Linked DNA regions of Mus musculus: region 2 is linked to region 1. A link is a loop called in an ENCODE intact Hi-C map of the cell type or tissue named here. Cell type or tissue: left cerebral cortex. All regions are shown on one strand. Each heading gives the region's core, and the rest is flanking DNA. Links, peaks and the distances in the headings are about the cores only.

Evidence for each region. Peaks named below come from ENCODE experiments on the same cell type or tissue, not always from the same donor. Only the 100,000 strongest peaks of a DNase experiment are listed, where the experiment ranks them.
Region 2: it touches region 1 in a loop (3-fold over the local background); 14 of 42 quality-filtered maps call a loop at or near these places.

Annotation. Positions count from the first base shown.
Region 1 is chr15:32,430,820-32,435,105 of GRCm38, forward strand. All of the region lies in intron 3 of Sema5a (sema domain, seven thrombospondin repeats (type 1 and type 1-like), transmembrane domain (TM) and short cytoplasmic domain, (semaphorin) 5A), which reads left to right. Among named protein-coding and RNA genes, the nearest start is that of Sema5a, 190 kb to the left of the region's middle. In left cerebral cortex, for the core only: a CTCF peak has its summit at 2,655; DNase peaks (open chromatin) are centred at 2,327 and 3,059; H3K4me3 peaks cover 443 bases; H3K27ac peaks cover 691 bases.
Region 2 is chr15:31,997,823-32,002,108 of GRCm38, forward strand. No RefSeq gene overlaps it. Among named protein-coding and RNA genes, the nearest start is that of Gm32499, 160 kb to the right of the region's middle. In left cerebral cortex, for the core only: no CTCF peak of the experiment used is centred there; DNase peaks (open chromatin) are centred at 2,006 and 2,201.

The DNA.
Region 1 (4,286 bases), core at 1,143-3,642:
TAGCATTGTTGATGTTGGCATTTTTATCACAAACGTTTAGTAGGAAATTAAGGTTTTATATATGAAAGATTGTTTGACCTTTCATTTGTTGCATTTTCAAATTAATTAATACCAAGAGAATTGCATTCTTCTCCAAAGTTAGTATATCTTTTTGTTACCTAGCCTCAAACAATACAGTAGTGAAATACGAAAAAACATTTTAATTCATCAATGCACTAAGGTTTAGAAAACCTTGGCCTGAATGTCCTTTGGCTGCTAAGCTATTATTGGCTGTGGTCCACATGCAATTGATTTGACAGCAATCTCAATCACAATCATGGGGATGGCCCCCTAACTGGATGAAAGGCAGGCTGTCTGTGCTTAGATCCTAATCTCAACAGTGCCACTGAGGTCTCAAGCTCTGTAATTTGTTCAGGAACCCACATGGAATTGACCCCTGCTTCTTATTGTCATTTCAACTTTGGATGGCTGCTGGAAGCATTTGGAGCCAGCCATCAGCAGGTGTCAGGCATTGCCAATGTCTTTAGTCATCTCTTTCAAGTCTGAAATGAGAACACATGCCACATCTCCCCCTGGAAACAGGATTATTTACTTATAGGTGTCCAGGGCTATGATGCATGGTTGCCCGTAGGTGTTAGTGGGAAGGAAGTGTCTGCTAGGAAGGAACGAGAGAAATTATTTTTGCATCTTCTGACTCCAATGAGCCTGGGGCTTGGGTGAGACAGGAGAGGCAGTCCCTTGGGTACACCCGTTTGTGTGCCAAATCACTCAGCAACTTAGCCTAAGCACTATTTAGAATAAAAACACATAAGAAAATTTATGAGGATACAAGCATTCAAATAAGGACACGATCAGTGCAGGCTTCCACTGAGCCCTGTTATGGCTCCAGGGCCTCATAACACCTTCATCATTCCCTACACAGCATGGTCATCATTGCACAATGTTCATCTTTATAATATTGTAGCAACATTGTTTGTCTCGGTCGTTACGTTTGGGAGTACCCTTTATGTATTCTTGTCAGGGTGAAGCCTTCAGCATTGCTCTTATACCAGCCCTGTTTAACAAATTGATTTCTCTTATCAGAGAAGAAACTTCCTAGGACCCCCCAGCTTGTAGTGGTCTGTGTATTTTCTGGTGTTCCTGCTTGTTGAATATCCATAGAGTGTCTTTTGTCCTCATGGAACACAGCCATCTTTGCTTTTGTATCTGAACCCTGGTGAGTCTCTAAAGGACACTGTACCTTACATTTCACACAGGGTATTTTCTGAGAAGACTCCTTAGTACACTTTTTGCTAAATGGCTGGGAAGACACTCTATTAAACAGACCCAGAGAGTAGCCCAAGCAGATGATTCTCAACTAAATGTGAGATGTCAACAGGGACAGTGGTAATTCCCCATTCTTGTGTTTTATATATTAAAATGAATCCAGAGTGGCTGGAAGTGCCAATGGTTATACATGAACAACTAGGGAGAAAAGAGTGATCCGTGGGTAATTGTCAGTGCCTTATGGAAGGGATAATGGGAAAATAGCTAAGCATATTCTTAAAGAACCCAAGGCACAAAACTGTGTACAGTATAATTAAACAATGTTAAACCCAATACAAAGTAATTTACCCTTTCTACAGCTTAAATCACACTACATCTTTGATCTGATTAAATAGTGTTTGATGTTGATAAGCTATTTATTTGAAACCTCTTAAGCTGGTTTTCCCTCAAGGGACATGTTAAAAGCAAGATATTTCTCAGTGGAAAAGCTTTAAAATGCAATTGGGATAATCCTTGTGAGTATGTGATGCTCTCTCAAGAAAGATCTATGTAAAGAAAAAAAAAAAAAACTCACCTACATTTTGAAGCCTGATTGGTGAACTGAATGGTACAAAATAAGTTTGTATTAGAGGCCAGATGCGTTATTCACACCGTTTTTTATATGATGCAAGTTTCTTATTCTCAAGGTATTTGTGCAAAATTGCTCACTGTCTCTTCTGATTTAATTCAGCTTTTGAAAGCTCTTGAAGTCAATGTTTGGAATTTAGAGCAAAAAGAAAAAAGGAGAACATATGGAAATAATAAATTTATACGGTTGGTTATTAAAGATGCCTGCTATGAAAAAAATTTAACTTACACAGCAGTGAGAACTGGGGTGGAAACTCTGTAGTGAATGTCGCACGTGTTTGTCATTACCATCCTTATTTAAGACTTCCCTTCCTCCAAAGCCAAACATGGACATCCTAGGGATTTTTTTAGCAACCAATTTTAAGGCAGCCAATGAAATACTGTGTTTTCTCTAGCTCTATCTTGCTACATCCTGCCTACTTCCATATGCCCCTTTTTTCCTAGCCTCCCGAGATGCCTTTTTTTGTTTTTCTTTGATTCAGCCACCCAGTGCACAAATTAAAAATAGTTTTGGCTGCAACAGAGTCGCTGACCCTTCGCAGCACTGTGGCTCTTGGCAAGGGCCATGTAGCTGTTGCTTGAGGGGCATGGGTGGGAGCGATATGGTTGGATGGTATTCCGTGGTTTGCTTTGTAATTCTCAGAGTCTCCAGTTTTCTCTGCCTTCATACATTTGTGAAGCTTTGGTTGATATCGCCAAGCATTTCACACTCCAAGTGAAGGGAAGATATCTCCCTAAGGATGTGTAATTCTGTTGTGCAGCCACAACTCGACTTTGAGCAAAGTTAAAAATATTTCCGTGTTCTGGAGATATTTTATTTTTTCAAATAACCCTACTCTCTGACTTTCCAGAACTGTCCACATCCAAGTAATATGGTTCAGACTTATTCTTACCCTGCCTGAGAATCATGACCCCTGCCTTCCCGCTGCTGGAATTGGGGGAACAGTCCCTAACTGTGTAATGTGCAAATCAGTTCACAACTGCAGCTGCTTCTTGCTCTGTTTGTTTTTCATAGTCTGTGCGTTAACCGTTGGGTGTGTGTGAATAGGGTGGGGGCTTTGATCAGATAAAGCAAAACACAAGTCATCTCTCTGCAAGCCATGAGAGTTGGCTTTGTCCTGTGTGTTTTCATTCACACACTAAAAGGTTTACTCCCCTTATAGCCAGAGACCAAGCTTCTCTGACCACATGGCCTCATCAGGTTGTCTGTGCAGAGCATATGACAAGGGAATCTCATGAATGTGTAATGAGCTTTGGAGTACTACAGTCTTGGTGGTGAGATTTCTAACAGTGTATGTATAGAGACTCTGGGATGGAGAGATGGCTCAGCAGTTAAGAGCACTGGCTGCTCTTTCAGAGGACCTAGATTTTATTTCCAGCACCCACATGTTATCTTGTAACTGTCTTCCTGACTCCACAGGGATGGAAGATACACAGGGATATGGTGTACAGATAAATATGCTGCCAAAATTTCTACCTACATAAATTAAATTAATTAAAAATACTAGACTGGATTTTTTTTTCTTTTTTCTTTTTTTTTTTAAATTATTTTATTTATTTACATTCCAGCCATTGCCTCCCCTCTGGTCCCTCCTCCCACAGTTCTTTATTCCAGTTTTCCACCCCTTGCCTCTGAGAGGGTGCTCCCCACCACTAGGCATCTCTGTTCCCTGGAGTCTCAAGTCTCTTGAGGATTAGGCACATCTCCCACTGAGGCCAGACCAGGCAGACCTCTGCTATGTATGTGCCCTGGGCCTAGGATCAGTGTATGCTGCCTGGTTGATGGTTCAGTCTCTGGGAGCTCCCAGACATCTGGGTTAGTTGAGACTGCTGGTCTTCCTATGGGGTTGCTCTCCCCTTCAACTTATTCAATCCTTCCCCTAATTCAAGCATATTGGTCCCCAACTTCAGTCCAATGGTTGGATGTAAGTATCTGGGTCTGTCTCCATCAGATGCTGGTAGGGCCTCTCAGAGAACAGTCATGCTAGGCACACATCGGTAAACACGTAATAGCATCAGTGTTAGACCTTGGTGCCTGCTCCCTCCATGAGATGTACCACAAGTTGGGCCAGTTACTGGATCACCTTTCCTTCAATGGACTGGAAATTTTATTGTATTCAAAACTAAGATCACTTGATGAGACAGTAATAGGGAAATCCCTAGGGGTCACATAAGATATTTTATCATTTCTAACCTGGCATTTCTTGACTGAGCATTATAGGTAGCTGGATAAAAAAATAACCATTTCTGATTTAACTTCACCTATGCACCACACAAATCACCTAATATTTTACATTTATCCAGCACTGGAACATACTGAAGTGACTAGGCAATGTGTGGGCTAGATCTCAAAATCAGAGCGAGTGGATGAGCATGCGTTCTCTGAAGTGTCT
Region 2 (4,286 bases), core at 555-3,054, 430 kb before region 1:
TTTTGTCATGTGATGTTTTTCTGGAAACTGTCTTATGAGCGAATGTCTGTCCTGAAGGACACAGGTGGGAAGATATTTTACTGAGAAGAGACATGTGATGCTTTGCTAGAAGAGACACTTGAGAGAACACATGATGCTTGGAAAAGGGTATAAATAGAACCCAACAGACGGCGGATGATGCTGTGTGGTATTGGTATGTCTTAGTATTCTTTACTGGTCATCGATGTGCTTTGCTGATGATGCTATATGGTATTGGTTCACCTTGCCATTCTTTGCTAGTCTTCATTTGTCATGATTTCCTAGACAGAAATGGATCAAAGAACTTATACTGGTATTCTGGAGGCTTCTTGCCTCTTCTCTGAACTCAGGCCAATTGGCAGAGCCTCAAGGTTTCTTCTGGATTGTCCTGCCATTGCTGATTAGTGAATGATGTTTTCAAGTGGATCCCTCTGTCCCTGCTGATTCTTTTGATATCAGCTTTGGACTGCGATATCCTGACAATGCAGGTTGGATTTGCTCCTAAGAACTATTTCTAAACAGATCCACATCCACCTTTGCTCTATTAATCTTTCCTTTCCACTACCTCTGGTGGGTGGTAGGCTAGAAGGGCGGTTAGTTAAAGCATTTAAGAACCCTTATTAAAAGTATGTTTTGAAAAATCTAAGCCTATGGATATTGACTCTGAAGTTTAATGGCATTGGCCCCTAAAAACATATTTAACATGTCAGTCTTTATTCTAAATATGTCAACAATAGTTGGACAGTAGATAAATGCAGGGTGTCATGTAAAGTGCCCGCTGTGGCTATGTAAGGATGCCTGAGTTGGAGGTGAACTGCTATGAACCATGTTCTTTCATGGGAGAGATAAATATTGAAGAACTTTTCAATATTTGTGCATGTCAGTCCCCAGTTTGTATGCACGCCCTGCTTCTCACATCAAGGCAACAGCTTCCATATCAAGCAATGGTGGGAACCACACTGTCATTGGCTGGTAATCATAGCCCATGCAAAGCAACTACTCTGGGCAAACAAAGTCTAGACATGGTGAGCAGAAGCAGGCTTGGCATGAGAAGACTAAAGTCCCCTTTCCCCTAAGTTTGTCCCAATAACTTGCATATCACATTCAATATTCTGCATGAAATTTGCAAGCATCTGAAAGGTAGAGAGCTGCTACACATTAAAAGGCAGGGAAAATTACCGGCTTTATGAAAGAAATGGCTGTAATAGACATTATTTTTCCCCCAAGGGCATGCTTATCCCTTCAGCTCCGATAGCACCATGCATAGACACCAATAGCCATCCCTTCTTTCTGCCTTCCAAATCTCAGTACTGCCAATGTTAAGTCAGTGGAGAATTTTGTTCCATCCTTTATTGACAGCTGGGATAGCACTTTTAAATTGTTTTGCACTTGTGGATTCCACAAGCTCAGTTTCTCATATTTCAATGTGTAGAAATACCTGCCTCATTTTGAGATTGCCAGGGATGTGATGAGAGCAATTTTGAGGAGTTTCGTCATGTTGCCAAAAGCTTCAAATTCTATATTTTGTCTGAAGAAAGAAGAGAGAGTAACGGACTAGGTTTTCATTCACTTAAGGAATCCACTCATCTTTATAAAAAGCGGAGTCCTGTCTGTCTGTATTTCATTGTTTTATTTTCTAAAACAGGATGGTATTATATTGCTCAGTATTTGTATGAATTCTCATGGTTTGCTTTTTTTACATGCCAATCCAAGTATCAAAACCTGGTGCCCAGGCTAAATTTTCCTTCTCCCTCCCTCCCTCCCCTGTGCTCATTCTGGCACCACCAATGCTGTAACACAGCCCTGTGCTCCGCGTTGTGGCTTCCTGGACCTCCGCAGCAGAGACTTTCCTCCTAGCTGCTGCTCAGCTCAGGCTTCACCTCCTGGAGATGCCAACACAGACCTGTTTTATGATGATTATATAATGATCACGAGTCAAGAATTTGATTTTGAGAGCAGTGTCTTTCTATAGGATTCAGCAATAAGCACTGCAGCCTGGACTTATACAGTCTCTCCTCCAACCTCCTAGCAATGGGTGTTTAGCATTCTCGTTAAATGCCCTGCTGATGTTTAAACACACCACAGAGAAAACACTGTCAGTCAGTGTTCTAAACATGAATCATTTCCAGCTCTGAAAATGACCTTCGGAGACCAAACTGCCTCCACAGTGAGATCATTGCGTCTTATCCTCCTCCTAAAAAATTTATATTAGTGCAGCATCCTGTTTGCTGGATGTCTATGACGTGATGCCCAGGAGAGCAAATGTATTCTGCAGCATTTAACGCTTTTAGATCCTCTGACCTAGTCTGTCTTTGTAACTGTGGATATTAAAACCAGGCAACTGTCAGTGCTAACTCTGTACTGCTGAAGATTAGGAACCTGTATCCTAGGAGTCACTGCACCATGGAGCCTTAACTGTCTTTGGGTACTACTGTGTGCAATGTATGTTCTCTATGCATGTGTGTGTGTGTGTGTGTGTGTGTGTGTGTGTGTGTGTGCATGTGCATTCACCAGGGCACATGCTTGTGGATACCAGAGGAGGATCCTGGATATCCTGGTCTATCATTTTCTACCTTATTCCTTTCCGACATGGTCCATCACTGAACCCATAGCCTTCTACTTTTTCCTAGGTTTAGCTAGCATGTAAGCTCATGGATCCCCTTGTCTCTGTACCCACCAAACCCAGGGATGAGCTTACAGCTTAATTTTTGTTTGGGTTTCATGTACTTGGGTGTTCATGTAAGGGCTTTTACAAAATGAGTTACCCCCAGCCCAGCTTTTAGCTTTTTCTTTGCTGCATATTAGGTGTGAAAAAAATTGGCTCAGCAGATGGTCCAGAGTGCAGGTCTCCTCTTTAGGTTGGATAGCCTCATGCAAGAGATGCAGCCCATTCTAGTCCCTCCCTTCTTATTTCTCAGAAGTTTTCTAGACTGGGATCCGACTGATGTCTCTCTGGAGTGAGATGAAGATGAGTCATGGAAGTAGAGTTCACTGGGAAGAAAGTGAAGAACCCAGAATCTTCTCAGGTGCTTTTATAGACTTCTAGACCTCACTCCAAATCCACAAAATCAAAGTTAGGAGCTCTCTGTCCAGGACCGGTGCCTTCGCTGAACTTCCCAACATGATCCTGACCTGACTCTGGGACAGGCATGCTTGCCCTTCACCATGACCCTGATAGAGACATTTACCATAGCCCAAGTTTGCTTGTCTGTGTGCCCAGACTGAAGAAGCAAAGGCTGGGATTCAGGTGTGTGAGAAAATAGACGATGAAAGAGATATTTTTGTTGTATTCATCAGTGTGATTCTTTGAATGAGAACAGCTCCTATAGGCTCATGTGTTTGAATGCTTAGCCCCAGTTAGTGGAACTCTTTGGGAAAGATTAGGAGGTGTGACTTAGTTGGAGGAGATGTGTCACTGAGAGTGGGCTCTGAGGTTTCCATTCTCTGTTAGCTTTCTTTATTTCTCCGCTCATGTTTGTTGTCTCAACATCTAAACTATCCCTAGCACCATGCTAATCTGCATGCTGCCATGATTCCCACCATGATGATTATGGACTCTACCACCCTCTGGAACCCTGAGCCCCAAATGAAATGCTTTTCTTGGGTATACATGGTGTTTTGTGGCAGCAATAGAAAACTAAGACAACCAACAAACATTTGTTCATTTCACAAATGTTTTTCTTGTTTCTACTGTGTGTGCAGGGTGCTTTTCTAAGTGCTGGGGGCGGGGGCAGAGCAATGGACAAGACAGACAACATTTGAGACCTATGACAATACATAGCATCTCTTGGGACATTTCAGTCATGTGGAGAGAAGCATAATAAACAAATGTATAATAAACAAATGCCAGAAGCCAGGATGCTGATTAGCACTGCATGGAAAATACTGGTTAAATGATGAAGACTGCATTTCAGGAGACACATACTATGAGGGATATAGAAGTAAGAATGGATAGGAGGGCATGGTGGAGAGGGAGAAGGAGCAAGGTGTGCAGGGAAGAAGGAACCATCTTGCAGAGAATGAGACCCTGAGATCAGAAGCTGGGTGTCGAGTCACCTGACCATTATGGCTGCCTGTCCTCCCTTCATTCCCCCTTGAAAGAACGAAGAACAATTTAGGAAGCTACCTGTCCATTTCCTTCTAAGGAAACACTCATCAATTAGACATCATCAAAGATCTCGACACTGAAAACATTCTGATTCCTGCTTTATTCTTTACTGTCCACAGGGAAAAGGTGCCAGCACTATATTCTAGTTAAGCACTACTTA